Regions from separate parts of the Homo sapiens genome. Here region 1 is linked to region 2. Evidence: chromatin contacts called from ENCODE Hi-C data. All regions are on one chromosome and are shown on one strand. Each heading gives the region's core, a stretch centred on a gene start or an enhancer-like site at or near the end of the contact. The rest is flanking DNA. Distances are from core to core; before and after follow the strand shown. Region 1 holds the start of DTNBP1 (dystrobrevin binding protein 1). Region 2 holds the start of SMIM13 (small integral membrane protein 13).

Region 1 (3,262 bases), core at 763-3,262, 4.6 Mb after region 2:
ACCCATCAGTGAATGACTCCGAGCGTCCATAACTTTCTAAACACCAAACTAACAAAAATGATTGACGCATGGTAAGTGCTCAAGCGTTTGACAGTTTGTTATTCAACGCCCAATGTGCAAATAGTATTAACATTTTTGTCCATTAAGATAAAATTTTGGCTAACATCTTTCTCATTAGAAATTTAAAACGAGGCTGGGCGCAGTGACTAATACCCATAATCCCACCACTTCAGGAAGCCTAGGAGGGAGGATCTCTTGTACCCAGGAGTTGGAGGCTGCAGCGAGCTATAATAGCGCCACTGCGCTCCAGCCTGGGCAACAGAGCGAGAACTTGTCACTTTAAAAAAAAGGGGGGGAGGGTGGGCCGGGAACGGTGGCACACGCCTGTAATCCCAGCACTTTGGGAGGCCAAGGCGGGAGGATCACAAGGTCAGGAGTTCGAGACCAGCCTGGCCAATATGGTGAAACCCGTCTCTACTAAAAAATACAAAAATAAGCCGGGCGCCTCTAGTCCCAGCTACTCAGGAGGTGGAGCCAGGAGAATCGCTTGAATCCGGGAGGCGGCGGTTGCAGTGAGCCGAGATCACGCCACTGCACTCCAGTCTGGGTGACAGAGCAAGACTCCATCTCAAAAAAAAGGGGGGTGGGGGGGAGAAATTTAAAACAGTATGAGTGGAAATGTTCTCACATTCAGTGCATCCTCCAACAGGATTTGTAAGCTAAAGTTGAAAGATCCTTTTCAAAGACAGATCTTTTTCACTTTAAAGGAATGAAAAAATTAAAATTAAGCACTAAGTAACAATACTGACATGATGCTTGCTTCGTGTTTTACACATTAATTCATTAATCCTTGTAATAACCTTTTAAGTACCATCATTATCCCCATTTTACGGTAGCGGAAACAGTACATTGAGGCAAGGCAGCTGAGTAACTACGTTTGATTTAGTGGTCGAGCCAGGATGCCTAGGCAATCTGGCGCCAGAGTCTCGGCCTGTGGTTCCCAGGCGTTGGTGCCCACTGGAATCCCCTGGGGATCTTTAAAACGCCGTCTCCAGGCACTCTGGTCAACAGGTAGGGGGTGAGACCTGGGCATCAGAACTCTGAAAGGTTCCCAGGTGATTCTAAGCAAAGTTTGGGAACCGCTGGGTATTAAAAGCATTCCTAAAGTTCTGTCGCTTCTCCTGCTTAGGAGTTCCTTCGCCGAGGCGCTGAGCTCACGGCAAAGGTAGAGAAAGGACGCAACGGGGAGGGGCGGCCAGCCTTGCCAAGGGTTAGGCCGGCGAGCCGGGCGTGAAAGCCGAGACGCGGCGCGGAAGGCTGTGGCCGGAGGGTGCAGGCTGCTGCGCGGTGCGATCCGACTCGGGGAGGGTGGCTGGCCCAGCTCCAGGTGCGCACGAGCAGGTGTCTGCTGGGCCGAGGGGCGCAGGCCACTGTGCCGCGGGGGCGGAAGCGGTGAGGCGCGCTGGCTTCTCACATGACTTCCCTCCAGGGCCCAGCTGATGCTGCCGGGAAAGGACCGCAGGGTCCCACACCCCCCCCGGGCGCTCCGCTGCGCCGCCGAGCGCCTCCCGGTCCTGGGGGGTGCGCGTCACAGGCGGCCCGCAGGGACCTAAGTTACTTTGCGCCGCCCGACGCGAGGACGCCGGGAAGTTCGTTACTTTCCTCGGCGGGGCGGGGCGGGGAGGTGCGGGACAGGACGGACCCTGGACCGTGGCGCGGGGAAGGGAGCGAGGCAGGGGCATCCCAGGCGGCGGCCCGGCCCCCTCAGGTCCCTTTTCGTCGCCCACCGTATACCCACCCGGAGGTGAAATCCTGCTGCACGCTCAGCAGCCGCTCGCGAAGGGTCTCCAGCATTGCCGCCGCCGCCGGTCTCCTCTCCTCAGGCCTCGGGCTGCTGCTGCCTCTGTCGCCCCCTGGGTCCCACGCCGCCAACCCCGCGCTGTCACCGCGCGCCCCGCACTCCCACTACCGGCCCCGCCCCCGGTCTGGTCCTCGCCGCCGCGCCGCAACCCCAGCCCCTTCCGCGTTCCCGCCCCGCGCGCGCCAGGCTCGCGCAGCCGCAGTGGACTGCGCCGGGCTCGGGCTGCGGAAAAGGGGCGGGTCTTCCCCCGACCGAGAGGGCCAGTAGCTCCTCGGCTCATTCCTATCCCGCACCAGGCCTTCTCGTTTTTTTTTTTTTTTCTTTAAAATGGAAGCGGCATCGTGAAAGGATGATTTAACTCGAAGCCTCCTTTGAGGGAAGTGTTGGCTTTTACGTTTTGGAAGAGAATTGGATCTCTCTCTTCAATAGGCGATGTGCACAAATCATTGCATGGATTCTAGGTCCAGGATCTGACCCCACTGGCTTTCACCTTGAATGAGACAGTCAAATATTGAGCCTCGGTTTCTTCATTCATAAAATGGCAATAATAGTCGACTGTCTCGACATTCTTACTTTCCACTCTCTCTTTACCCCCCCAGGCTTTTGTGCCCTACACACCAAAGGTGATCGCCTTTCGCGAGTCACCAGTGACTTCCATGTTGCTGATGCCTTTTATTACTTCTCTGCCCTGATTTTTTCTCCACCTCTCAGTGGCTTTCAATGCAGTTTATCATCCCCATCCTTAAAACACTTTCTTCTCTTGCTAAGCACTCCATAGTTCCTCTCTCCCTTCCGCTCCACCCCTTCTCCTATTTTAATAGCCACTCCCAAGGCTACAGTCCAGCCTCCCCAGCTCTTCTCTCTTCTCCAGATGTGTTGTTCCATAGATGGATAGCATAGAGTCTATCCATTACCACGCTGTAAATTCTGTCAAGGAACCGATGACTCCCACAGCTCTATCTTCTGCCCTGTCCTTCCTCCCTCTCCGTCAATTCATACCAGTTGCTTACTCATGTAAGCATGTATACAACATGTATCCAAAAGGCATCTCAGACCAACATACACAAAATTGAAAATTTCATTCATTGCATGTTCACCTTTAATCTGCTCATCCTGTATTTTCCGTTTCAGTAAATGACACCACCATCCACCAATTTGCTCAAGGTAAGACACTTGAAATCACCTCTGGTTCCCCTCTTTTCCTCATTCCCCATATTAACCCATCAAATCCAATCAACTCTACTCCTGAAGTATTTCTGGAACCTCCTTCTCTTTCTATATCTTCACTATATTTATCCTGGTCGAAGGCACCATCCTCTTTCAATGGGAACACAGACAGTTCTTCCAGATTCTACTCTTTTGCCATACACACCCCTATAATCCATCCTTGACACAGCAGCC
Region 2 (3,128 bases), core at 338-2,837:
TATATGTGAATCAAAGAGAAAAAGGTCCTTTAAAATAAATTATTTTAGTTCTTCCGATGGCTGTTTTCTTTTCTTTTCTTTTTTTTTTTTTTTTTGATAAGAGTCTCTCTGTTGCCCAAGCTGGAGTGCAGTGGTGTGATCTCGGCACACTGCAACCTTGGCCTCCTGGGTTCAAGCGATTCTCCTGCCTCAGCCTCCTGAGTAGCTGGAATTACAGGCGCCCACCACTACCCCCGGCTAATTTTTGTATTTTTAGTAGAGACAGGGTTTCACCATGTTGGCCAGGCTGGTCTCGAACTCCTGACTTCAGGTGATCTGCTCGCCTTAGCCTCCCAAAGTGCTGGGATTACAGGCGTGAGCCACCTCGCCTAGCCCTGACGCGTATTTTCAACTGGCTTTTAATAAAATGTGTTTTAATTATGCAACATAATTGAACCACCCATGAAAAAAGCACACACTGATTTTTTGTAAATATATCTTAATTGCACTGGGTTCATTCTCTTCACAGGAATCTATATTAAATCTGTTGCAAAGCAAGTAATTATCCTTTAATGTATTTTTATACATGGTATTTGTTCCTAATGTTGCTTCTTAGGGAATACAGTTCACATAGTAGGGCAGCTGGGTATGGCAGGATACATTTATTAAATCAAGGGATTGCTGCTTAGAACTTTTGTGTTTGTTTTTGGAGACAGAAGACAGGAAACTGTAATTTTTAGAAGAGTAAAAAGGTATCTCAGGGAGCAAAAGAATCACAGGAAAACTCGAAGGCTCTGATTCCTTCTAAAAGAGGGACACATTTACCCTCTATTCTTCTGGGGGCACCTCTTTAACAAATGAATGTAATCTGGCGGAAGTGGGGAGTTTCAATTTTGGGTGGAGATACAGTAGTTGAGATTACTACAGTGTCTTGTTTCGTAGAGGTGTAAGCCAGTGCGGCAAAATCTCCAAGCTTGGTCTCAAGGAGGCAGCTGGGTCTAACTTACAACTCAGGCAGGTGATTTGAGGGCAGTGCAGCTGTCCTTAAGTCACCCGCGGGCCATTTCTGAAATGCTTTACTTACGAAAAGATAGAACATAACATCTGTTGCAGGGGGAAAATGAGATTTCGTGTCCTGACCCGCGTCTGCGGCAGGGACCTGAGTTCTTCCTCCAAGTCCCAAATAGCCAACCTTCGCCCCCGGCAACAGGGCTAGGTGCACGAGCAACCAGTTTTTCAGGCAGCCGCCTCCTCTTTCCTCTCTCGCCGTACTTCATCGATTACGGCTAGAAACAAAACGACTTTGTATACGGAGTAATGGTTGAAATCTCACTGGCGCCTCAGCAGGACGGGCAGCCAGATCCGCGGCTTTGGAGAAGGCCAGCCCACGGTCGTCCGACTGAGGCGACTTGAGCAAGACCAAAGGCAGAGCCGCCCGAGAATGAAAGCAGCGAAGCCCGAGTGGCGGTGCATTCTGGGAGTTGTAGTCCCTGCGAGACAACGCCGTCCCGACTCCACCAGGCTCTGCACTCCATCTCCCAGCCGACCCCGCGCCGCGGAGGAGGCGAGCTTGGTGATGAGCTGCCCCAGCGGTAGGGGGCCTGGGGCGGAGAAGCCGCTACAGCCGCGGCCGGGCGACGCTGACATCTGGCATCCCTGGGGTCTCAGAGACACGGGTGGACAGCGACGAGGGCCTTGTGGCCGCCGTGTGTACCCGTGCTTACCCTCTGTCCTCCCTACAGGCGCGCGGCGTCCGCCATGGAAGCGCATCCGACCGCTGGGGTCTCTGGGTGCCGCGGCCTCGGCTCTCCGGGGCGATGAGGGACTAGAGGCGCCCTGAGGCCCGCCTGCCTCCCGCGCTCTGGCCACCCCGGCGGGAAAAGGATCGGGCGGGCGGGCGGTCCCACAGTGCCCGCCTTTGCGCCGCCCCACCCCCTGGGGGCGCTGCCGAGGGGGCGCCAGCCGCCCATGCCGCCCCGGCGCCCAGCCGCGCCTGGCGCCCGCCGCTGAAGCGCAGGACGCGCCGCCGCCCGCGCTCACCGCCGTCCGCGCCAGCCGCCCCGAGCCGACTGCCCTTCTGCCCCCAAGATGTGGCACAGCGTCGGGCTGACTCTGCTTGTGTTCGTGGCCACGCTGCTGATCGTCCTGCTGCTGATGGTGTGCGGTGAGTGGGGGCGGTAGCCGCGAGGCAGTTCCACACGCCGGGTCGCTGATCTGCTGGGGTTTTTTTTGTTGTTTGTTTTTTTGAAAAAAACAAAAGGGCGTGGACGGACAATTGTCTTAAAATCAACTGTTGTCCCTTAGCCTCTAGGGCTGAGCGCAGAGGTGGGCCCTTTACTCATGGCCGGCCCTCGGGCATCCTGGGGAGGGAAAGGACAGGCTCCAGGGCTTCCTGCCTCTGAGTGAAACTCAGCCTTGCTTCACCGGCAGCGTCTGCTCTTTCATTCTCACCACAGGCTGCCCAGATTGTAACCTTGGCCTGCATTCGAAGGTGAAGTGATTGATTGGTCCTTTTTCATTTGCACAGATTCTGACCTTAATAATGAGAGGTGTCACCTTCGTTTCATCAGCGAGTGGGGTAGAGTTGGGTTTTCAGCACGCGTGAAATTGTTTACTTAGAGTTCAGCCTTAAACTCAATTCCAAGCAGAGATGTGGAGACCAGGCAGAGCTTAGAAACACCGGCTATATTAAACTTGCAGGGTCGGGTAACCTAACTCTCAGTTCTATAATAATGGTGCTATTTCGAATGCTGTGCGTATTTTCCTTCTTGGAATGAGAGGACGTTCAACTTTTTTCTTCAAATAATGGTAGCCCAATTTTAGATCTTTTTGATTTCTTTGTACATGTATAGTAGCTGATAACCACAGGTCTCTTAGCAAAGTGGCTAAGCAATTGTGAAAATCTAAAAAGTACGTAGAACACGTGTCAGTGAGTTTACACATATTTATAAGACTGAAGTATGGGTTCAGGTTGATGTAATAATGGGTCAGAATTCATACAGATACTATAGGGCTTGTTCATTACACGATAAATGTACAAATTAATACTTAGTGACGCTGTGGAATATATGTGTGCACTTGTGCATATGCATGTGTATGTATTTATAAACTTATATGTTTATTTTATTTTTTGAGATGGAGTCTCGCTC

Evidence for each region. Hi-C counts contacts between places; a loop is a spot of excess contacts on that map. Pooled maps may share reads with other maps.
Region 1: a loop to region 2 is called in a map of CD8-positive, alpha-beta T cell, with 36 times the contacts of the local background. The contact joins the promoter of DTNBP1 here to the promoter of SMIM13 in region 2. A Hi-C loop is called at or near these places in 2 of 168 maps with a recorded cell type or tissue (CD4-positive, alpha-beta T cell and CD8-positive, alpha-beta T cell) and 7 of 50 pooled maps.

What each region holds. Positions count from the first base shown.
Region 1 is chr6:15,661,016-15,664,277 of GRCh38, forward strand. DTNBP1 (dystrobrevin binding protein 1) reads right to left here and starts at 2,013. Exons shown (of 10, transcript NM_032122.5): 1 at 1,799-2,013. The coding sequence starts at 1,854. RefSeq lists an enhancer at 1,220-1,269 and a silencer at 1,500-2,009.
Region 2 is chr6:11,092,247-11,095,374 of GRCh38, forward strand. SMIM13 (small integral membrane protein 13) reads left to right here and starts at 1,588. Exons shown (of 2, transcript NM_001135575.2): 1 at 1,588-2,143. The coding sequence starts at 2,068. RefSeq lists enhancers at 1,195-1,735, 1,278-1,487, 1,736-2,277, 2,158-2,277 and a silencer at 1,748-2,057.